Regions from separate parts of the Homo sapiens genome. Here regions 2 and 3 are each linked to region 1. The links are chromatin loops, found by intact Hi-C in ENCODE. Cell type or tissue: mammary epithelial cell. All regions are shown on one strand. Links, peaks and the distances in the headings refer to the core of each region. The heading gives the core; the rest is flanking DNA.

Region 1 (8,419 bases), core at 97-8,096:
TAGCATACTGTATCCCCAGTGCCTAACAGAGAGTTTGAAGCTCAATAAATATTGACTGAACATATTAATGATTTCTCAGTCAACAAAAGTATTGCTCATAACAAGAATGTGAGCTTCTTAAGGCCAAAGACCACACCTCATTCATAACCCTCAGGGCAGGCCTACCTCAATCCCTGACACAGAGACAAAACTCAAGAAATGACTAATGGGTCAGTAAAAGTATACAAAGTCAATGACCTAAACAGTTTCAATTTTAAAAAGCAAATTTTAGAATTGTAATATTAAGCTACCAAAATTATTAAATTTGTTTAATATGATAAATTTACTTTTCATAAAATTTTAAATAAGAGTAGCCAAAAATCAAAATTTAATCAGAATTAGAACTTTTTACAAGTCATCAATGGTTTCTGAAGCTATGGTATGATTGATTAAATATTATTGTTTTTAAGCACTGGAGTACTGCACTCGAAGCCAAAGGAGTATTTTGAAAGAAAGATCTCAAGGCGAGGTTAAAAATTTGGCTACTGGAAGAAAAAGGACAGACACAGAAGAGACAGATACATAGAGTAAACTGATGAGAGGCAAGATATGAGTGAAGGAACTTGAGATTTTTGATCAGTGAGATGTTGTCCTCACTGACATAAGTAGAAAGCTATATATTTGTCAGATTTGGGAAGGGAAGACTAAAAACAGGACTTCAAGAATTTAAGTGTGTCAACACTTAAAGACAACAAGACAATACCTGATTTTCTATGTCCTTTAAAAAAAAAAAAAGAATGATATTAAGAATAGAGCAGAGCAGAGGTGTCACCAGTAGTAGGCAGTGACAGCTGAAGTACAAACATGATCAGAGCTAAGATACAGCAGGTACATACAGGGAAGGAAGTGCTTCAAAAGAAACAGCAGGCCAGTTTTGGAGATCAGAAGTAAAGCAGTCAAAGAAATTCTAGAAGCCAAGATCAAAAAGGGTGCTTAGAGAAAGGGCAGGGTACCTTGCCAAGACATAAGAATGGTTCTTGAGTATATGCACTGAATCACATATTGTAAACAAGGGGCAGAGTAATTGGACCAGTATAGACAACATTAAAAATATGACCTCATTGTTAAAACACACTGCTTCCAATCAATTCCGGCACTGTTACCTAATGGAGTTCCTCATACAGTCCAAACTTACCTCAAGTGATCCAGCTCCCATCACTGCCTTAAGATGTTATTTCACTATCTGCATAATTGGCCTAGGTATTGAGAACTGCCTATGAACAAGTTCACACTACTCTCACCTTCCACAGTCTCAGCTTCATCTAAACAAATTTGTCTTCCAACAAGTTGCTTATATCCACTGTATAACTTCATATTGCCTTACTACTTAACCGAAGCAAAGATATTTTATTTTTTAAAATTATTTTTATTACATTAAATTCTCCCCTATTCTAAGAACTGCAGCTTCTATTCTTTCAGCACTCAATATATTGATAGCTATGGGTCTGGACATTCTTAAGTTGATATAAGACAAATGTGGTCTTAACACTGACATTTGTAAGAGATTTCTGCTTCCCTGCTTTATTGTAATGAGCTTGCAAGATGACCCCCCAGATGGCAACAGCTCTGTGACTGCCGTATCACACCGCAACCTCATATCTGCTTTGCTGTCTGATAGCACCTGACTCCCTTTCACTACTACTAAGCATTGTCTCTCATTAAATATCTATTTCAGATTATTTGCTCTTACATGTATTAGCTTGCATTTTCTTAGGCTGAATCTCACTATTTCCTGTGATATTTCTAAACCTTTTTGGTATCTTCTTTTCTACTGCTATTTGAGATGCTTCCCAATTTACTATCATTTCTAAAACTAGTTGACATACTTCATTTCCAATTTTAGATTTTTAATGAAAATGCAAAGGAAAACCAGATAATGTATCTTCCTAGAGGCTGTATTATTTCATCTCAGAATGAATTTAAGTAAAAGCTGTAAATCATTATGCTATTAAGTCAAGTAAACCTGAACTGTTTACTTATTACATAAATCACTCTACTATTTTTGTAACTAATTTTGCAGTTTTAGTAGAGATGGGGTTTCTCCATGTTGGTCAGGCTGGTCTCAAACTCCTGACCTCAGGTGATCTGCCAGCCTCAGCCTCCCAAAGTGCTGGGATTACAGGCGTAAGCCACCACGCCCGGCCTAAATTTCAATCTTAAATATATTTAAATTTTTAAAATTCAAACGTCTTTGTTACTCCAATGACTGGAAAAATGTCATTGGCTTTGCATGTTCTCATTTATAAATGAGAGCTAAACATTGAGCACACATGGACATAAACACAGGAATGACAGACACTGTGGTCTACTGGGGGTGGAGGAGGGAGGAGAATGTGGGCTGAAGAACCACTTATTGAGTACTAGGGTCACTACCCAGGTGATGGGATCCATACCCCAAACCTTAGCATTATGCAATAGTCCCATATAACAAACTTGCGCATGCACCCCTTGTATCTAAAATACAGGCTAAAATTTAATTGAAGAAAAATTAATAAAGAAATAATTTTAAAATGTCATTGGCTTTAATTAAATAAAAAGCACTTCAATTAAATATCAATTATCCATATTTAATATTTTAAATACTACCTATGTTTATGACAGTAATATACATTTTTCCCTACTAGGCTGTTTATAACTTGTATCCTATGCTCAAAACATTTAAAAATATAATTTGGCTAGAGAATTTCAGGATATTTATTTCCTAAATACTAGGTTTCCATAAACATAAAACTCCTGTTTTATATCATTGTTTATTTAATATCACTCTGATATTCTCTATTTTCGTTTAAGAGTGCCGGCTTAAAAGCATTTAAAACAATCAAACCTGCTAAAATTAATGTTATTCAATGCATTTTAAATTAAATCCATTAAATCTTACATATATGTAATGTGCTTTCAACTCATGAAGCCTTCGACGAAAACAAATTCTAATCCAGCCCAGGAAAGTGAAGAGTTAAGTGTGCAATTTAGGAAAGAAATATGGCAAGTCCATATATGTGACTCAGTCTTCGAGTGATGTTTATATCACTCTAAGACAGGGAATCCTGTCTCTGTCTGCACTATATTATGATCCTTGTCATCGCCTGCCCTGGAGCAGTTGCATATGCATCTACTTCTCCCACTAAGCAAGTCTCTCTTGAAGGGCAGAAGCAAACGAAACCTTTGTAATTTCCATGAGGCATCCCATAGCAATTTGCACAAAGCAGTCACACAATCAATGTTAAGTTATCAGAAGAGCAAAGTTCTTGACTTTGCCTTAACACACAAGACCCACGAAAAATGAAAGGAAAAGTAACTTACACACATGGGGTGGGGTTAGTGGTAGTGGTGGTAAGAATGTTAGCAAGAAACCTCGAATGAAAATATTAAAATGTGTTGTGACTTAATCAGTCACTGATGTACTTAAACAAGAGTCAAGATTTTTTTTTAAGTAACTTTTCATACTTCCCAAGTTAGAAGCTGGGGAAGCTTCATTATTTTGTTTGAAAGTTCTCCGAATTAGACACACCCATATGACACAGCCAATGTAAATAATTTGTTCTCCTGGTGTTGCCACTGCTGAACAATGATGAACGGATCAACAGTACAGATATTCCCCAAGGAAGAGTGACCTACTGTGTAAAAAATACATCCCGAAACAAGGAACTGTATTTAGGATAGGTTTCTACTTTCTGAATTCTGGCACGCCCTTAGTCCCTAACTGCCTATGAATCAGTCTCCTGAAAAACCTGCAACTGATCTTTCAAAAGCAATGCAATTCAATTAAACAAACATTTATTGAGCGCCCACTGTATAAAAAAGCACAAGAATGGAAACTGAGGGAAAAGGGCCTGCAAAGGAGACGGATAAGAAGCAACGTTCAGAATAGAAAGAAAAGATACAGAAGAGAGGGGTGTATGGAATACAAAAGAGGAACTGGTCAACATTCTCAGATGTCACAAGGGGGGAGAGCTGAGATTCTAGAAGAAAAGGTATCAAAATTCTTACTAAGTAAATGCAAACAATTGGGATCAATAAATAATAAGATGAGTGTCTTTCCATGTAAAGAATGATTCTGCCTTATAAATCTATTCCCCAATAATAAGTTCTAGTTCTATTAATGTCACTACTAACCTCCCTACCATCCAAACTTGAGATTTCTTCCTTTTCCTTTTAATAAGAAATGTGATCCGTTACCAAGTCCTATTACTCGCACCCACAAAATTTGTGTACTGCACAAGGATGTGAAAAGGAGAGGAGCATTGAAACCAAAGACATATCTTTAATAATTTTCCAGCAGATGGCAGTCAAGTGTCTTATTCTAATAAACATATTACAACAATTTTCTAACAGATGGAAGTAAAATGTCTTAAAGAAGTGGTACTTTTTTTTTTTTAGTTAGGTCTCACTTTTATCACCCAGGATGGAGTACAGTGACACGATCACAGCTCACTGTATCCTTGACCTCCTGGACTCTGGTGAGTCTCCTAAATCAGCCTCCCGAGTAGCTGGGACCACAGGCACATACCACCATATTGGCTAATTTTTTGTATATTTTGTAGAGACAGGGTTTTACCGTGTTGTCTGAGCTGAACTTGAATTCCTGGGCTCAAGCAATCTGCCCACCTTGGCCTCCCAAAGTACTAGGATTACAGGCGTCAGCCACCGTGCCCAGCTGGGGTGACCTTTTCATAATTCACAAAATGCACTAAGCAGGTCAGTGGTGGTCCTGCCCACAGTATTTCCTATCTATTTTCCAGCCTTCATTCTGGCTGCAGCTACCACAGATCTGATTCACATAGTATCTTGCAATAGCTTCCAAAATGATCCCCTAATTTCTCCATACTTCAGTCCATCCCACAAGCATTTGAAAAAATTCCCAAAAGTGCTGTTTTGCTAGTAAAACTTTTCAAAAAATCTTCAGTGGTACTGTTATTTTCTTCAATCTCACATTCAAGGCCCTTCATAGCATGTCCTTAACCTTCTCTTTTAGTCTATTCTTTCACTGTGCCCAGGAGGTGCCCTACTCCTAGCTGAACCTAATTACTCTCTACCTTACATATGTCCTGTCCTTCCCTGCCTTGCTATCTTTGTTCATGTCATTTCCTCTGCCTTGAATGCTATCCAAACTCAGTCTTCCTGCCATAAGTGCTAAATTACATTCAGTAGTATATTCTGGGGAGAGGTTTTTGGATGACTTAATATTGTCTTCAGCAAGCATCTAAAGAAAAATCCCCTCACTTTGGCTTTGGTTGGTATTCCAGTTATCTATTGGTGTATAATAAACTACTTATAACTCAAGACAATTATTATTATTATTATTATTATTATTATTATTATTATTATTTTGTATTTTTTTGTATTTTTAGTAGAGACAGGGTTTCACCGTGTTAGCCAGGATGGTTATTTGTATTATATCTCACAGCTCTGTGAGTCAAAAATTCGGGCAGAGCTTGAGCATTTCTTCTGTTCTGTGTAGTGATGTTAGAGGTTGCTCTAGGGTACTGGTAGTCAGAAAACAGTTGAAGGACAACTTCACTCACATTTGGTAGAATGGCTAGAAAGTTGGGTTCAGCTGGGAACGTCAACCAGATCATCTATACACATGCCTCTACAGCATGATGGCCTCAAGCTGGTTGGACTTCTTAAATGGTGGCTCCGGGCTCCAAGAGCAAGTGTTCCAGAAAACAAAGCAGAAGTCACATGGCCTTTTGCAACTGACCCTTGTAAGCCAGGGTCTCTTTGGCCATATTCTATTGACTGAGGCAGTCATCAGCTCGTCTAGATTCAAGAGGAGGGGGCGTCGACACAACTTTTCAATGGGAGAGTGTCAAAGAATATGCAGCCATGTTTTAACACTGCCTAAGTTAGGGAAGAAGGGGGATAATATGGCAGACTGTCTCCCAGAAAGTCTGAGCCACTTCTCTTACTGTTCCCTGAATATGTCATGGTCTTATACTTTTTCCCCTCGTATATCTTTCCTCTGCCTGGAAAGCATCTCCATTCCTCCTTCTTCCCTACAAGCATGTCTAATTGTCATACACCTTTAAGGTCTTCATCCCTAAAGGACCAGCTTAAATTTCCCTTCCTCCAAGACTCCTTCCTAGATCCTTTCAGTCAGTTTTAATCTCGTTTCAGGTTCCCTGGTACTTTTTTCTTCATGATAGTACTTTTCCCATTTACAATTTTACATTAGATTTTCATTTATGTACGAAGCAAAAAAGAGAGAAAGGCAAAAAGAAAAATAGAATGCTGTAAGCCCCGTGGCCTTGTAAATTCTCAGTCAAGTTTAAAGAGGGCGCAAAATGCTCGATGTAACCGGACTCTTATGGAATCAAGTAGAGGGCCTGAGTCCTCTGTCCAGGCTGATGCCGGATGAAGGTGACCCAGCACATGTAGACAACATACTTTAAAATATATTATTTATATGTTTATTCTAAATTAATAGCAGTTGTAATTCCTGTAGAGTCCAGGAAAGATAAACAAACTTGGGGAGAAGGAAGGTTTAGTGTCCTGTGTCCTGCTTAATGATAGTTTCTAACACTACATACACTTTTGTCCTCAAAAATGTTGCAAATGGAAGTTTCTCATGTCAGAGTAAAATCCATATCCGGCATAATCTACTGAAGAGATATACTAATGGGCCTGTGAGGTAACACAAACAACAAAAGCCAGTAATTCAAGCTATCCAGTTTAAATAACCATGTAAGAAGTGCAATTTTGAGCTAGAAAAGATCTAGTTCAATCTTATGATGAAAAATCTGAGGCCCACAGAATTTGACTAGTCCCCAAAGAACTCATTTTCTGTATAAAAACAAACACAACAAAACCAAAGCTACAAAGATCCGTGAAGCAAGATATGTACAAAAACTTGTGTGGCAGTATTGTCTCTAACAGGGTGGGGAGAGAGAGAGTGTCCACAAATGCCCACCACTCGGAGAAAGGATAAACTGTGGTACCTTCATACAAAGAAACATTACGCAGGAGTCAAAATTAATGAACTAGAGCTACAAACATCAACATGTATAAATCTGAAAAATGCAACATTGAATAAGAAGGTAAATTGCAGAATACAAAGAAAATGACAAGACTTATATAAAATGTTTAAATAAGTAAAACGGTACTTTAAATAGGTTGGAACTACACACCATATATGGTAAAAGTATAAGAAAATGGCATGGGAATGAATGGCTTCTTCAATGGAGGCTGAAGGTGCAGAGGCAGCTTCCACAGTATCCACCCACTATGTTTTCTTTCTAAAGCTGGATGGTAGGTATGTGGATGTTGGTTGTATTATACTTTATAACTTTTATAAAGCTTAATTATTATATAAAAAAATTTAAAGATAAAAAGATGGGTAAAAACAGCTTTTACACTTTCTTAAGATCTTCGCTATAAAAATTCAGCATAAACAGAGGGAAATAAAGATTAGGCAGTCTACATAGGGAATGATTCAAGACCACTGGGATAGGCTACGTGAGAAAAAGGGAAAGCAAAGACGACTCTAGTTCTCAAAATAAGGTAAGAAAAACAAACCAAAAATCCAGCCAAGGCCAAACGCGGTGGCTCATGCCCGTAACCATAGCACACTGGGAGGCTTGGCAGAACGACTGCTTGAGCCCAGGAGTTCAAGACCAGCCTGGTCAACATAGGGAGAACCCTGTCTCTAATTAAAAATAATAATAATAATGTAAAAATAATTTTAAAAAAACCCAAACAAGCAAGCACATTTTAAAAATCTTAAATAAACCACATCCCAGATTCCTCCCTCTACTTTTGCATTTCTGTTTTATGAGTGACCCCTACCCCAAAACTTCCACTCTAGACAAACCATAAGAAGATAGGATCAAACACAACACAACACAGAACCCTGCTGCGGCCTCTGGAATGGTGGCGGGAGTGGAACCAACAGCATAACTAAGACTTAGTGGGCATATATTACGTACCAGGCATTGAAAGCTTTGAGCTTTTTCTGCATTCTCTGCATTCTCTACTTAATCCACACAACATCCCTAAACGTGGGAATTGCTACCATGTTCATTTCAGAGAAGCTAAAGAAATTGTCAAGTCCCCACAGCTAGCAAGTGGTTGAACAGGAGTCTAGCCAGATCCAGATAATAATCAACATGGCTTTCTGTTTATCTAAAATGAGAATGACCAAATATCTGTAAACTAACTCTTCAAAAAAGTTACCTCATTTACATCTGGCTCCAAAGCATGTTTAATTAGATTAAAGTAGCTTTACTTTGGTAGCTTAAGTATTTCTCCTTCTGCAACACAGCACAAAGAACTTTACTTTATAGATCACTCTCTTAAAAAAAACACCTGTACTACGTTCACATGGTTGTCAAGGTTTAAAAATGAATACAAATAATAACAGAAGCAATTCCAAGGGGAATGT
Region 2 (8,419 bases), core at 350-8,349, 330 kb before region 1:
ATTTGGCCATCTTGAATCTGCCCTCAACCATCTTTAAGTCTTTTTACTTTCTTGAGTATACACCTAGGAATTGAATTGCTTGGTCATATGGTTACTCTACATTTAACCTTTTGCAGAATTGCCAGACAGTTTTCCAAAGCAAGTACACCATTTTACACTTCCACCAGAAATGCACGAGGGCTCCAATTTCTCCACGTCCTCACCAACACTTGTAATTATCTGTCTTTTTGATTATGGCCTTCCTAGTGGGTGTGAAGTGATATCTCATTGTGGTTTTAATTTGCATCTACCTAATGGAAGTACCTATTTGCTATGGACTAAATTGTTTACCCCACCCCACCCCCACCAAATTCATATGTTGAAGCCATAACCCACCCCCAACCCCCCCACCCCCCAGCCCCCCACCCCCCACTGCCGTGTGATTGTATTTGCAAATAGGGCCTTTGGGAGGTAATTAAGGTACAAGGAAGTCATAAAGATGGAGTCCTGATACAAAAGAATTAGTGTCTGTGTGGAAGACACCAGAGAGCTTGCCGACCCTTTCCATTTTATTATTCTAATTAAGGAATGGAATAATTATCTCCATTTTATAAATAAAGACTCCCACGCTCACAGAGCCATCCCTCACCCTTGTCTGATGCCAACGTCTGGACCATTTCTTCTTATGCCACACTGCCTGTGGGTTCCAGAATGTGGGAGGGACATATGTGCGGCCTGCCAGCTGACCAAAATCACAGATGGCACTGTGCTGAGACCTAGTTCTTAGAGACCTAGTGAATAAGGGGCAGAAACTTGCCAAGAAGGAGAAATAAGCAAATGTCTGAATCCCCAAGTTGCTTTCCGTGCCCCTGGCTTATGCCAGCTACAGATGCAAAGATTAATAAAAGGGGCCCAAGGTCTTGTACACTGGTAATTCTCAAAGTATCCTGTGCAGCCTGTTCAATGCTGGTATTCCCAATCTTCCTAATACAAATTCTAAGGTAACCACCTCTATGACCAAAGGATCAATGTCCATCTCACATGTACCTACATTAGGCAATCTCTGTAAAACCAGACCAAACAACCTGCAATAAAAAGTGTGCTTAGAAATATGAATCACAGTCAAGAATGATCTCTTGGCCATTTTCAGGCATCTACAGTTTGCTTGCGGCAAGGAGTCCCTTTTAATTTTCTAGATGAGGCAGTTCAAGAAGCATAAATGAGAGGACAGATTTCTGGACTCCCTGGTGCCCACTTCACAAACCCATCTCAACTGAGTGGAAGGCTGTCAGTATGGGCCACACTCCAGAAAATGCTCTGTCCTTTGAACTAAAACTGCAGCCTTTCCCAAAGACACTTTCAACCCCATTCCAGGCTTACATAATTTAATCCTGCTTACCTTACAGTGTGAGGATGTTGGGACCGTTTTCTTTCTGGGAAGGGAGATAAAGCTTGAAACTATGCCATGTTAGGATTCTCCCACCGAGCCAAAGTTCACTCTACCAAGCCTTCTCTTAAGCCACCTGGATTTTAAGAGATGTCAGTCATTTTCATTAAAACAAAATTGTCTTGCTGCCATTTCCTTTTTTTCCCTCCCTACTTTTTCTGTCCTTTGATATTTAGAGATTAACATGCATGTTCTCTCAAATTACAAGGTTAACGGGTGCTGCTAGAGAATACTTAGAAAACCAGAAAAGCAAATGTTAAAAAATTATCTACCCAGGATAAGCACTTTTTTTTTTTTTTTTTTGAGACACGGTCTCACTCTGTTACCCAAGCTGGAGTGTAGCCTTAAATTCAGCTCAAGCGGTCCTCCTGCCTCCGCCTCCCAAGTAGCTAGAACTCCTGGAGTGAGCTACTGCACTTGGCCCGTAACCACTACTAACACTACTATTTTTGTTTACATTCATCCTTTTTTTCCCCACACATATATGTATTTTTATAAAACAAACGGATCACACTGGTTTGTGACCTGCTGTTTTGTCACTTGGCATAAATGCTGCCCCACTTGTTCAGAAAGCATGTGCCAGCGTATCCTTCTAATAGCAGATGTAAGAGTATATCTCCAGCCTCCTTTAGCACTATTATCCTTCCTTTTTTGTTCTTTGCCAATTTAAAAGCAATAAATTGTTGGTTTTTGTTTGTTTTCTTGAGAGGGAGTCTCACTCTTTTGCTCAGGCTGGAGTGCAATGGCATAATCTCGGCTCACTGCAACCTCCACCTCCCGGGTTCAAGCAGTTCTTCTGCCTTGGCCTCCCGAGTAGCTGGGACTACAGGCGTGAGCCACCACATCCAGCTAATTTTGGTATTCTTAGTAGAGAAGGGGTTTCACCATGTTGGCCAGACTGATCTCGAACTCCTGACCTCAAGTGGTTTGCCCACCTTGGCCTCCCAAAGTGTTGGGATTACAGGCATGAGCCACCGCGCCCTGCCAAATTGTTGTTTTAATTTGCGTTGCTTTGATTACTAGTGAGGTTAAACATTTATTTTCATGTTAATCACTTCCTTTGAATTTCACCTTTCTTTCATATTAGTCATATATAAAGCAGTCAGCTAAGTTGTATCCCCTTTCTGCTGCAAATTTGATGATAAATTGATGGGTAGAAGTTGGAACCAGCAGAGGGAACAGGGCCGTTCACAGTTCTGCAGAATGGTCATGTTGTTTCCTTGTCTTTTACATTGTAATGTTACCAAACATTACAAAAAGAATACATGCTCATTTTAAGAAAAAAAAATCAAATATTTCAAAAGGTGTATGAATATTATGAAAGCTCACCTCAACACTCTACTTCCCTCACTCACCAGTTTCTATTCCTTGATGTCACCATTTTTAGCCTCCTCCTGCTACCTCCTTACTGTCTTCACAGGACTTGCTGCACTGGCCACAGATTTGGAGGAGCAATCAGGAGAAAGGGTTAGGGATTTGAAAAGGAATAGCTTCTTCATACAAAGCTCCCGGGGCTTGCTGCAGAGTGGTCACTGGGAAGGGAAGCAGGAGAGAGAAACCACACCAGGTGTTTGTCTGGAATCAAATGGGCAGGTGAACAGAGAGTCAGCTAAGATTACCCTGTCTGCCTCAGTTCCAGTCCGTATGAAAAATGGCAGGCTGTTTATTGCAGTACATGAGCAGTGTCCTTTGTTAAGTCCTGTCCCTTGAGTGTAACCTGTTTGGTTTACAAAGTGGAAAAGAAAACCTAAGAAAAGGTTTGCTTTTCCAGCATGAACGCTTCTCCTCACTTGGCAGGTCCTTGTGGAGCCCTGTACCCACCTTTATCCATCTTGCTTCCAGACAGTGGTTTGAAATAACATCCATTGCCTGCAGAGTCATGCCCAGTTCTGACTAAAGGAATGTCATCAATGTCATGCTTAAAGCAGATGCCAAGACTTGAGTAGAATTTGTGGTGTGCGAAAGGGGATCTACTCTTTGTTATCAGGAAATCTTTTGGAGGAAAAATGATCTAATTGTTCAAATTCTTAGTGTTAAGAAAATGGCTGTTATGCAGGAGAGAGCCCATCACCAAACTGATCTAAAGCCTTTGGGAAAAAAAATTATTTTTACTCTCCTCTTTGAGAGATGCATATGGAATGAGATAGGTCATTTTAGAACCAGTGGGTTACCAGCCTCCTGTTAACTAAAAGACATATGAGGTGGAGATATTCCTCCTTTTCTTGTGAAATTCTGCCTTTTATTCTTTTCAGCTCTAAAAACTGATCACCTATCCTGCTTCTTCTTGCATCATTTTCCATAGGAAATCCTTTTCTAACATGCAAACTGTTCAAAAAACAAAATTTTGTGTTGAAAAAGCTTTGTCTTAGACCTACTCCAAAAGGGCTTTGCCAAGCCATATCCATTCCAAAAGAGCAAGCTTCATTTTCTGGACCCAGAGGACAGACTTATATGGCAAGGCTCTAGGTGATGGTGGAAATAATGGGATGTGTATGGGGGAAAGAGAGGGCTGTTGTATTAGTTCTCTAACCCTATGTAACAAGTTACCCCAAAACTTGTCACCTTAAAATAACAAAAATTTATTATTTGACACAGTTTCTGAGGGTCAGGTATCCAGGGGCGTTGGAGCAGGTATCCAGTTGATCTGGGTGGTTTCTGGCTCAAGGTGTCTCATGGCTTGGCTGGAGCTGAAGGATCTGCTTCCTTGTGGTTTTTGGCAGGAGGTCGGGGCCTCCATAATCTCACCATAGGGTCCTGCCATAAACTTTCTCAGTATCCTCCCAATATAGCTTCTCCCAAACTAAGTGATCCAACAGAACAAATACCAAGACAAAACCAGTCTTTTTATAACCTGTTCTTAGAAGTGACTTCCCATTACTTCTGCCATATTCTGTTGATAAGAAGCAAATCAACCCACACTTGAGAGGAAAATTAAGCTCTACCTTTTGAAGGGAGGAGTATAAAATAATTTATGGAAAAAATTTTAAAACGTCTACATAGGCCAGGTGCGGTGGCTTATACCTGTAATCCCAGCACTTTGGGAGGCTGAGGTGGGCAGATCACGAGGTCAGGAGTTCGAGACCAGCCTGGCCAACATGGTGAAACCTCGTCTCTACTAAAAATACAAAAAATTAGCCCGGCATGGTGGCAGGTGCCTGTAATCCCAGCTACACGGGAGGCTGAGGCAGGAGAATCATTTGAACCCGGGAGATGGAGGTTGCAGCGAGCCGAGACTGTGCCACTGCACTCCAGCCTGGGCGACAGAGTGAGACTCTGACTAAAACAAAACAAAACAAAACAAAACCCAACTACATATATGATACAAGTTACCTATACCTAGTCTCCAGTCTGCTCTTTGGTGTACAGTAGAGGTCAGCAAAGAACCAGAGAGTAAATATTTTAGGCATTGTGGGCCAGATTCTCTGTTGCAACTATTTAACCGTGCCATTGTGCTGCAAGATAGCCATAGGCACTCCATAAGCAAATGAGTGTGGCTTTGTTCAGGAACACTTTATTTACACAGTCAGCAGGCTGGATTTGGCCCAGGAACAGTTGTTTGGCCCTGGTCTTATAGCTACAGAGGTTAGTGGAAGTCTAACATACGCAGTGACTTTGGTTCCTTGCTATTACAGTCTTCACAGAAATTCATCTAAGTTGTCATGGCTCTCTGATCTGCCACCATTATATGTCGCTGTACCTCAAAATTCAGTGGTGAGATAACAGGAAGACAGAAAAGCAAATCTGAGAGATTTAAGAAACAGTCCTTATCTTTGGAAATAAGAATGTAAAGGAGAGCTGGCTTGGTCCAACAGGGGGTAAGACAGTGTCTTTATTCCACTGAATCACTAAGGTTGAGATAAGGCAAGAAGTCTGAGAGGAGATGTTCTCTCAACAATTGGAACTGTTGGTCTAGACTACAGCAGTGGGATTTTGAATCAACATGTGAATTAGGGGATCCATCTTCATAAGGCTCCTACAGCTCCAAAGAACCATGAGTTCACCAAAAGAGTGAGTGTACAGGGGGAAATCGAGACTTGTGCATATCAGAGAGCAGGGTAGATGTTAGAAGCTTCCCAGAGAGAGGTAGAGAATATATAGGGGACAATGAAACTTCAGAGCTAGATGCGACCTTACACTGTGGGATGGAGGATGAGGGATGGGGGTAACCCCTCAGTTTGCAATATTCATAAATAAACTTCAAGTGATTATTTTTGGTTAGCATAGGGTTACAACACGCAAGTTCTTAGGACTAATATTCCCCTCCTTGTTCCTGAGGTCTGATTTTGCAAATACTGTATTAACTTCTCAGGGCTGTTTATATTACTTATTATATGATCGAGTCAAGAAGAGATGGGGCTAGGAATTCCACTTTCCTTCACATGAATTCACTTGCAATGGAAATTTAAAGTTGTATAAAGTAGAAAATTTCCTGCCTAAATAACATTAACACAGCTGATACATCCCACCATTTAAAAAGTTACGTTTTATTTTTCTCAGCCAAAACCACAGCTACTGGTCACTTCTAAGTTCAATTTAAAGATCAAATCTTATCCCTTTGAGATGCGCTTTGGAAGTGAACAACAGTCTGCTGATAAATTATTTCTCAGAGCGTTTTGTTCTTGCTTTCACGCTACCATATGGCCTACCAGACCATATCCATGTCTGGATAACTGGGCATGATGTCAACCCTCCTTTGTTTTGTAAAGCTTTTCTCCACCTTATTCTGAATCTAAACAAATAAAAAAGTAAAAAATTAAATTTTATTGCTGCAGCTTTGCTTGCAAGAAATATGCAACTTCCTCTGAAATGATTTCATTGAATTTAAACTCATTTCTATAAATTCTGAGGTATAAAGTGATGTGAGAACAATGTTTTCTCTATTTAATGTGATCATACCTGGGAACAGTACCAAGACTTGGAACTTAAGACCTCTAGCTTCTCACCTTGTGATGGAGAGTGTGTAAGTTAAATGCCAAGAGGAAGCCAGGTTGTAGAAATCTGATCCAGTTAGACACCCCACACCTCCAGACATGCAGGCCAGGAACTCAATGAGTACAGAAAACTACCATTAACCTGAGCTGAATTTCTCTCTGTCGGGTAACGAGCCAACAACCCCAGTCTTTCCAAAAACATGTGTGAACTATTTCAGTTTTACTAATAACTTTATTTAAATAAGACACAGGAACTTCTATACTGAAAAAATACAAAACAAAAGCCACACATTTCCTTGTGTAAAGCCATATTATATGGTAACTCAAATACTGTTCAGCGCAATGGCTAGAATTAAACAGTACAATTATATACAAAATTTAAACAATTTCTGACAAATTTCTACAGCTGGATGTAGGATACATTTGAGCTCAACAACTTCTGGGAAATTTACATGGCAAAGCGTAAGCTTTAACACATTTGGTTCAAAACTTTAATATATGCTAAGAACAAATGTACAACACAATTAATATTTAGTATCTCATGAGAAAATAAAAGCACATCACTATAAATATCGTACATGAGATTTCATCACCAAAAAAGCATATTCAGTCCATTTTTCTGAAATTGATATTGATACTATTGCATTTTATTTGGACAAAAGCAGAGTGTAAGATCAACATATTATGTAATGCTAAACCAGACATCAGAAGTCAAATGGAGCTCATATTTATCTTACGGAACTAGTAATTTTCCCCCTTTAACCATAATCTACAAAATATAGTATTTTCATCAAGGCCTGAGATTATTAGGGTTAAAGGTATCTGCTGCTGAAAAGATTGTTTTAAAAGGTTCCCCTGTGAAAATGACGAAAGTAAACTGAGTCCTTTTTTCCATGACAGTCTCCTACAATATAACACTGACTAATTTAAAGGAGCCAGAATGCACCTTCAGGAGAAAATATTACGACAAACTTTGGTGGAAAGAAGAGAATTGAGATCATGACAAAATAATGCACAGAATACACACACACACACACACACACACACACACAAACATATACATATATATATCATTTCTTAAAAAAAAAAATCAATGGTGTTGCTTTCTTCTCTATCACTCATCCTTCTTCAACCTTCTTAGAAAATAAAAGAAAAACCCAGGAATGAATGAAAGGAACTGAAACGTTCCTTTAACTGTAGGCACCTGGTTCCCCTAATTCTTAAGAAAATTGTGCCATACACTTTAGGCGCAGATGAAACAACTCTAGGTTTTATTGAACTGAAAGTAGTGGAATACAAAAACTTAGCTTTTGGATACTCTTTGTACTGAAGAAAACAATGAAAGTTAGGCTCTCCCATTGACCAATCAGGAATGCCTGGGGCTCTCTTCACACTTTGTGGAGAACTTGTGTCAAAAGTCTGCAAGTTCAAGGCTATTTTCTTGAGTTTATGCTCTACCTCACAGGTTGCAAATTTCAAAACTACTCATGATTATGCATTATGAGAGGCTTAAATGAGATAGCTTCAAACTATTGCTCTTGTAAGTCACCAAAAAAACCTGCTTATGTTGCATCAATTCTGAGACCCAAGTATTCTATGTAAATGAAGATCATGCACCTAAACTGCTTGAGGAAGACAATAACAAAAAGTATGTCACTTTTTCACCTGCAAAATAAAGAATTTCCAAGGGAGAAACTAAATATAAATATGTCTTTAGATAAAATGGTAACAGTTATGACCCTGATGGCTAACATAAACAAAAAAATCTCAACCATTCCGTCAAACACTTCACTTATTTTGAAATTAACTCTAGACATTCTTGTCTTTAAATTTCATCACACACAATGTGGAATGTTTATGTACAGTCCAGTACTGAACACTTTATTTGCAACATTGTCACAGTCCTTTACTGAGCAACACCTGAACTTTTAAAAAAGCCACATGTACACATGTTGAAACAGTGAATGCAACAGTTGTTTTACTTGTAACCACATGACAAAGTGATGTCAAACACCACAGATTTTGCTGGTTCTCCTCATGTTCACCCATGTCCAGGATTATC
Region 3 (8,419 bases), core at 350-8,349, 530 kb before region 1:
CAGACAAACAGAGAGCCAAATCATGAGTGAACTCCCATTCACAATTGCTTCAAAGAGAAAAAAATACCTACGAATCCAACTTACAAGGGATGTGAAGGACCTCTTCAAGGAGAACTACAAACCGCTGCTCAAGGAAATAAAAGAGGATACAAACAAATGGAAGAACATTCCATGCTCATGGGTAGGAAGAATCAATATCGTGAAAATGGCCATACTGCCCAAGGTAATTTACAGATTCAATGCCATCCCCATCAAGCTACCTATGCCTTTCTTCACAGAATTGGAAAAAACTACTTTAAAGTTTATATGGAACCAAAAAAGAGCCCGCATCACCAAGTCAATCCTAAGCCAAAAGAACAAAGCTGGAGGCATCACACTACCCGACTTCAAACTATACTACAAGGCTACAGTAACCAAAACAGCATGGTACTGGTACCAAAACAGAGATATAGATCAATGGAACAGAACAGAGCCCTCAGAAGTAACGCCGCATATCTACAACTATCTGATCTTTGACAAACCTGAGAAAAACAAGCAATGGGGAAAGGATTCCCTATTTAATAAATGGTGCTGGGAAAACTGGCTAGCCATATGTAGAAAGCTGAAACTGGATCCCTTCCTTACACCTTATACAAAAATCAATTCAAGATGGATTAAAGACTTAAATGTTAGACCTAAAACCATAAAAACCCTAGAAGAAAACCTAGGCATTACCATTCAGGACATAGGCATGGGCAAGGACTTCATGTCTAAAACACCAAAAGCAATGGCAACCAAAGCCAAAATTGACAAATGGGATCTAATTAAACTAAAGAGCTTCTGCACAGCAAAAGAAACTACCATCAGAGTGAACAGGCAACCTACAAAATGGGAGAAAATTTTCGCAACCTACTCATCTGACAAAGGGCTAATATCCAGAATCTACAGTGAACCCAAATTTACAAGAAAAAAACAAACAACCCCATCAAAAAGTGGGCAAAGGACATGAACAGACACTTCTCAAAAGAAGACATTTATGCAGCCAAAAAACACATGAAAAAATGCTCACCATCACTGGCCATCAGAAAAATGCAAATCAAAACCACAATGAGATACCATCTCATACCAGTTAGAATGGCAATCATTAAAAAGTCAGGAAACAACAGGTGCTGGAGAGGATGTGGAGAAATATGAACAACTTTTACACTGTTGGTGGGACTGTAAACTAGTTCAACCATTGTGGAAGTCAGTGTGGCGATTCCTCATGGATCTAGAACTAGAAATACCTTTTGACCCAGCCATCCCATTACTGGGTATATACCCAAAGGACTATAAATCATGCTGCTATAAAGACACATGCACATGTATGTTTACTGCGGCATTATTCACAATAGCAAAGACTTGGAACCAACCCAAATGTCCAACAATGATAGACTGGATTAAGAAAATGTGGCACATATATACCATGGAATACTATGCAGCCATAAAAAATGATGAGTTCATGTCCTTTGTAGGGACATGGATGAAATTGGAAACCATCATTCTCAGTAAACTATCGCAAGAACAAAAAACCAAACACCGCATATTCTCACTCATAGGTGGGAATTGAACAATGAGATCACATGGACACAGGAAGGGGAACATCACACTCTGGGGACTGTTGTGGGGTTGGGGGAGGGGGGAGGGATAGCATTGGGAGATATACCTAATGCTAGATGACGAGTTAGTGGGTGCAGCGCACCAGCATGGCACATGTATACATATGTAACTAACCTGCACAATGTGCACATGTACCCTAAAACTTAAAGTATAATAATAAAAATAAATAAATAAATAAAATAAAAAAAAAGGAAAAAAAAATTAAGAAAATTTATCTTCACTGACTCAATGTACAAATAAATAAATGATAGCAAGGCCAACTGCAGCTCTAAATAGTAGAGAATATAAATGATTCAAGCATAAAATGGTCAGAGTTCCCTGAATAAATATTTTCCTACAGTCATGTATAAATAATTCTGATTTCTGTCTGAACCACCTGTCTGCGTTCCTAGGGAAACTAAAGTGAATACATGCCTGTCTGTGACTCTACTCCCTGTATCAAAAGCCAAAGTGGACACAGCTACAGAGGGGAGAGAGGTTGTCTCCACATTCTGTTGTTGGATCACTCTCTTATTCACAATCGTCCCAGAAGCCATAGACAATAAAGGAAGGAGGAGCTGATGCAAAGGAATTGGATAGGGAGGTTCTCACCCTTCCATGTGTGCGGATAGTTTGGGTGTGTTGTAAAGACTCCAGACCACGCTCCAGACCATCTAAAGTTCCGGCTTCCATTTCTAACTGCCCTTACTAGAGCCTTAGGAAAAGCATTTAAATGCACTGCGACTTGGGTTGCTTCTCTTACATAGTAAGGAAAGAACCAGGAACAGACAAGATAATAATGATGATAATTTTTTTTTTTTTTTGAGACGGAGTCTCACTCTTTCGCCCAGTCTGGAGTGAGTGGCACAATCTCTACTCATTGCAACCTCTGCCTCCCAGGTTCAAGCAATTCTCTTGGCTCAGCCTGCTAAGTAGCTGAGATTACAGGTGTGTGCCACCACGCCCGGCTAATTTTTGTATTTTTATTTATTTATTTATTTACTTTTAACAGAGATGGGGTTTCACCATGTTGGCCAGGCTGGTCTCAAACTCCTGACCTCAGGTGGCTGCCTGCCTCGGCCTCCCAAAGTGCTGGGATTGCAGGCGTGAGCCACCACACCCGGCCAATGATGATACTTTTAAATAGTATTGAAAAAAAGAGAATTAAAGCACCATGGTGGAGACCGAGACTGGGAATGGTGAGAATTCTGAGTTAACCATTTTGGAGAAGGATTAAACTGGAGGTGCCGGTCACTCTGCACTAAAGGAAATATTAAGATTCTACACATCACAAATTGAGAATTTAAATGTGAGAGGGAAATAGTATGCATTTCATAAAAGTACACTTGCTTATGTATTCATTTATGTATAAAAAATTAGAGTTGTGGGAGACAAGAGAACTAGGATTCAGAAAGCAGGGGTAAGGACCTCACCACCATCAAAGGGAAACCAAGAAATTATGACAAACAAAATGAAGATTGAGATTTACCCTGCCTCTGTCTATATTTACAAAAAGGGAGCTCAAATCCCAGCTGATGTGTTGTCAGTTCCCTGGGTTCGAAGCCAGAGAACTCAGTAGTTCAGGGGTGTGCTTTTATTTCTGGATCTGTCCTGTCTAGCACAGAGGTTGACGCAAGAGTAGGAGTTAAATGAGAGGATAAACAAATTAATTTATTTATTTTTAAATTTACACCTCCACTAATCCAATCAATTGCATGGAAGTACATCTGCTTCAGAGAAGTAGCGACAGAGCCAAAGGAATTTGGAGCTCTGTTTATAATACTGCATTTACAAGAAAAGAGTTATCAAAGTGTCATTCTCTGAAAAACATGTTGCTCATTCACCTACTTAATAAAAAATAAAAATCTAAAAACTCATGATATAAATAATAAAGTAGAGAAACCAAATCTGAACAGTTAGGTTTCCAACTGGCCACTGGTATATTTTCAAATGGAAAAGGCAGCCATTTTAAAAACAAGACTTACCAAGCCTTTGGGAAAGCTTGAAGGTAGCTAAATCTGTCATTGGTATATGCAGCCACCAGATGTCACTATTGGCTTAAGCAAATATGCTCTAGCTCGCTGTCGGCTAATTCACACTATTTGTAATCTTAGAGACCTTGGAGGGCATCCTACCTAGACAGTTGATGAAATTGAAGCTCTAGTTACTTCATAGCTATTTGCAGAGACATCAGGACTCAATCTAGAATCTTCAGACTCCCTTTCTATTGCTTTCCCTTTTCCATCCATGTTTTTGTTTTTTGTTTTTTGGTGGTGGTGGTGGTGTTTTTTAACTAAATCAGCCCAATAATGCTCTTTAGGTTAGTAAATGACAACTAGGAAGACGAATTATATTAAAACAGTTGCCTGTATCACAGGACTTAGATGCGGGTAATTGTGTTTGCTCACCTTTTCCCTGTTTAAAATGCTGCACTCTTGGGTGTTGCCAGTTGGAACAGATCTTTTCATAAAGGCAAAGGAAGTAGTGACGAGCTTGCCAATCAAAGTCCAATTAAAATGTATTCCTTTTAGGTAGGTGACATTTAAACAGTAGTCCCTAGAAGGCAGTTCACGTTTCTGAAATTTACAAGTGACTTTTTCATTGAATGGGTATACCCAAGATTATTCCTTAGTTTCTCTTTTTTTAATAAGCATGAATAATAAATGTTAATATCCTTTGTTGCTAATCTTTTGGTTTCTCTCCGTAGACTATTAAGTAGTCTTCCATTTACACAAATCTATTTTCTCTCCAGAAAGACTCCCTCTGCATCCTCACCCTCACTAGAATATTCCAACAAGTGTTTCTTTTGCATTACCATCTCTTCCTTCTCATTCTCACAACTTTTACTACCTTCTCAGGGAGAAAGCATCTAATAGATTTCCATTTCCTAAAAATACTACATACTGTATCTTGGAAGTTCCTCCACTCCATAAAAACTCTCCGTATTGTTTTCCCCCACTACAAATACAAATCTCAAAACAAGAAACAGTACGTGGCAAGAGCAAGACCTGAAGAAAGACAAAGACCAAGAGAGAACACAAAGAAGTATGAGGAACAGAAATGCAAAAGAAGAAAACTTCAGCCCAGTGTGGTAGCTAACACCTGTAATCCCAGAACTTTAGGAGGCCAAGGTGGGAGGATCACTTGAGTGCAGGAGTTTGAGACTGCCCTGGGCAACAAAGTGAGACCCCACCCTTACTAAAAAATAGTTTTAAATTAGCCAGGCATGGTGGCACATGCCTGTAGTCCCACCTACTGAGGAGGCGGAGGCAGGAGGATCACTTGAGCCTGGCAGATAAAGGCTGCAGTTAGCTGTGATTGCACCACTGCATTCCAGCCTGGGCAACAGAGCAAGACCCTGTCCAAAAAAAGAAAAGAAGAAGAAGAAGACTTCACGTAGGAATATACTTCTGGCTCGTTCTTATTTAATCACATCATTCTAGTACTGCGTTTTTTACAGCCCCATAATTTTGTTTTTCTTTTATTTGGCAACAGAATTATGCTTATTGTTCAAACAAATGACAGAATTGTGTAAGCCAAGATGAACAAAAATACATGGTTGATTTATTTAAGTCTTAAGAATAACAGTTGAGATGAGTTTGAATAAAATTTGCAGCTAACAACAGGACATTAAGGATAACTTAAATATATTCAATGCAGTCATTTATTCCAGTTTCATGAACATTCAGTAGCTTTTTATGTCTAAGTTGCCATCAATGGACCTCTTAGACATTCAAAATACTAGCATTGTATCATTAACACTTTTCTGATCAATGGGTTGAGTAATATAGGACGTATGAAAATATGTATTGCATTCTCTTTCAAATGAGCTGCATGGTACCTCCATTAACATAACTATATTGATCTAATTTCATTATTTTCAGCAGAGTGCAATTTGGAAATATAAAATTGATAAACAGGAGCCACATGAGGAGCGGAGTTTAAACAAAAGGTCATAAATTATAAAGCCTCAATAAGGAAGATCCTAGATAATTGCCGTGATGTGAAAGTGTTAAGTATATGCATTTCTTTTTTCTTTTTTTTTAAGAAAACCTTACATTTTTGGGTTTGTTGGGTTTTTTTAAATTTACTTTTTTATTATTTTATTTTATTTTATTTTATTTATTTATTTATTTATTTATTTATTTTTGAGACAGAGTCTGTCTCTGTCACCCAGGCTAAAGTGTAGTGGTATGATGTTGGCTCACTGCAACCTCTGCCTTCCAGGTTCAAGCGATTATCTTCCCTCAGCCTTCTGAGTAGCTGGGATTACGTGGACCTGCTACCACGCCTGGCTAATTTTTGTATTTTTAGTAGAGACAGGGTTTCGCCATGTTGGCCAGGCTGGTCTTGAACTCCTGACCTCAAGTGATCTGTCCACCTCTCCCTTCCAAAGTGCTGGGATTACAGGCATGAGCCACCACACCTGGCCAAAAATCTTACAGCCACTGCGCCCGACCAAATTTCTTATATATTTTATCCATTTTATTTCAACCAGACTAAATCTATTGGTGGTAGATAATTTCATCTCCTTTTCAGAGAGGTAGTTTCAATTCACCTAATTATATAAGTTATTTATCACATGGACTGAAGGAGACTCAAATCACAGCCCTGGATCAAAATATTAGATCCTACCCTCAGAGATTCTGATTAAATTGGCCTGAATGTGGTGTGGACATCAGTTAATTAAAACCTTCCCAGGTGATTCTAATAGGCAAGATTGAGAATCACTGCACCAAACCTCACATCTTACACATACAGATGTTAACACATTATTACTTTATTATTTTCAGTGTTTTTTATAAATGGGTTTACTTCCAAGTTAGGTTTAACATGTGTTTAGAAATATCTGTCAAGTTACTGCAAAAGGTGATCACAAATTAAACATTCTTCAAGGTCAAATGAATAAAGAATAATTAGTACATGCACTTTCATTCATTGTCTCTGAATTAATCAGTAAATTCATTAGTTAACTTCCAAAAGCTGATTCTAAGGAACTTCCAAAGAATGTTATTGGTGTTGCCCCAAAATTGAACAGAAAATCCAATATCAAATAATTTGGGGATAAATACACATTTATACAGGATCTTTTAGAATCTATAACATGTTAATAGATTGCAGATCTCCAAGAGGGACAGAATTCCCTATGTGGCATGCAGTGAATATGTGTTGAATGATTGAAGGAACCTTGGGTCTAATATTTCATGCAAACACACTTTAGGAAATGCAATCCAACGATATTTCTTTTAAAGCAATAATAATTAAGACTTAGAACGGAAATGTTACCCAAAGATTTTACTCTGCAAGCCTGACATACCACTTGGTTTTTAGTATTCTTTTGAATATATCATGATATTGCCTTCAAATATTTGGACGTTTTCTACCAGAAGCACAGCAGAATGGTTAAGAGTAGAAACTTAAGATTTGTTAGGTTCACATCAGGCATTTTTTACTTAATCTTTCTGTGCTTCAATTTCTTCACCTGTAAAATGGGGAAATGGATCACACCTGTCTCATGGTATTGCTGTGCTTGCTAAACGTAGGTCATTGTTATTATTATTGTAACAGAATATTGAATGACATTGAAAAGTGAGATACAAAACTGTCATATAAAAACCATGAAAGGAAATTTCTGAGAACCCACCGCATAAATTCTGAACCATCTGACTCACTACAAGGATATGAAAGAGCTGAGAGACGAAAGGAGAAGGGATATTTGTGAAGATAGCACTTTGGGGAGAATAATTGCCTCGTTATTAGTTTCTACCATCTCACTCTATTGAGAGGGACTCCCATGGGTCCACTTTGAATTCCTAAGTGGGGCATCCCTGCATTTTGGGGACACTGGCCCTGCATTCTGCCTTCTGCCCAGGAAATCTAGAGGGCCAAGGATGGTAGAATAACTGCTTTGAGGACAGTTACTCCCACATGCATTTCCAGGGTTTTTCAGGTCAAAGAACCCTAGAGTGTTTCCTGTGGAGCAGAGGTGGGCAGCAAATGAGAGAGAGCTAACTTGAGTCTGGCCCAATGCAGGTCCTAGAGGGCAGCAGCAAGAAGCTGGGTGCAAGGCCAAATTCCTAGGATCCAAAGCAGGAGGAACAAGTGGCCACCTGGACTTGACGGGGTTCTGCAGCCAGCAACAAGGGGACTGCAGGAGAAGTCACCAATGAAGGGAATCACAAAGCCTCACAAAAGTGCCCTACAGGGGAAGGCATCAGATTTAAACCAAAAAGCTCAACATGGGCAAACAGAGAATAGCTAATGAGAGCCCTTTTAGGGACAAACAGCAGGGTAAGCAGGCCCAGGCTGGGCCAAGGGAGCTCTGCCCGTTAAATCGAGGTCAGAGCCTGGTTATTATCTTAGGCCCACAATCTAATTACTGAATTGTGCCTGTGTTTATGATCTTAATTGACAGTAGGATGGTATACTACTTAAGCATGAGCAGAAAAGGCATAGGGTCTCCAGAAATTTGCTTCCCAGGGCTTCCGATGATTACTGAATAAATTTTAAGGGAGTAGGAAAGACAAAAATAAAGTTGATTTGATGATATGCTGTGAATCCTGAGGTTTACACACCAGATAAATATGTATGTTTTTAGCCAGAATATGTCATGAATTCCCTTGAATTGAGGGATGGTAATACATACTCTCAATTTTACATCCATGCTACTCATACTGTGATCCATGAGCCAGAAGCATCAATATCATCTGGGAGATTTTTAAATAATGCAGACTCTCAGGCCACACCCCAGACCTGGTGACTCAGAACCTGTATTTTAACAAGATCTCCTGGGGATTCATAT

Evidence for each region. Peaks named below come from ENCODE experiments on the same cell type or tissue, not always from the same donor. Only the 100,000 strongest peaks of a DNase experiment are listed, where the experiment ranks them.
Region 2: a loop joins it to region 1, with 14 times the contacts of the local background. A loop is called at or near these places in 2 of 110 quality-filtered maps.
Region 3: a loop joins it to region 1, with 15 times the contacts of the local background. A loop is called at or near these places in 17 of 110 quality-filtered maps.

Annotation. Positions count from the first base shown.
Region 1 is chr7:7,757,359-7,765,777 of GRCh38, reverse strand. The region is part of intron 2 of UMAD1 (UBAP1-MVB12-associated (UMA) domain containing 1); the gene reads right to left. Among named protein-coding and RNA genes, the nearest start is that of RPA3, 43 kb to the right of the region's middle. In mammary epithelial cell, for the core only: CTCF peaks have their summits at 824 and 4,308 (motif pointing right); DNase peaks (open chromatin) are centred at 147 and 3,217; H3K4me3 peaks cover 416 bases; H3K27ac peaks cover 1,729 bases.
Region 2 is chr7:8,087,231-8,095,649 of GRCh38, reverse strand. It overlaps GLCCI1 (glucocorticoid induced 1), which reads right to left. Exons shown (of 8, transcript NM_138426.4): 8 at 6,570-8,419. LOC105375142 (a long non-coding RNA gene) reads right to left here and starts at 4,446. Exons shown (of 3, transcript XR_927015.2): 1 at 2,782-4,446; 2 at 1,379-1,502; 3 at 1-63. In mammary epithelial cell, for the core only: a CTCF peak has its summit at 4,781 (motif pointing right); no DNase peak of the experiment used is centred there.
Region 3 is chr7:8,291,500-8,299,918 of GRCh38, reverse strand. The region is part of intron 3 of ICA1-AS1 (ICA1 antisense RNA 1); the gene reads right to left. Among named protein-coding and RNA genes, the nearest start is that of ICA1-AS1, 33 kb to the right of the region's middle. In mammary epithelial cell, for the core only: a CTCF peak has its summit at 3,661 (motif pointing right); a DNase peak (open chromatin) is centred at 3,668; H3K27me3 peaks cover 138 bases.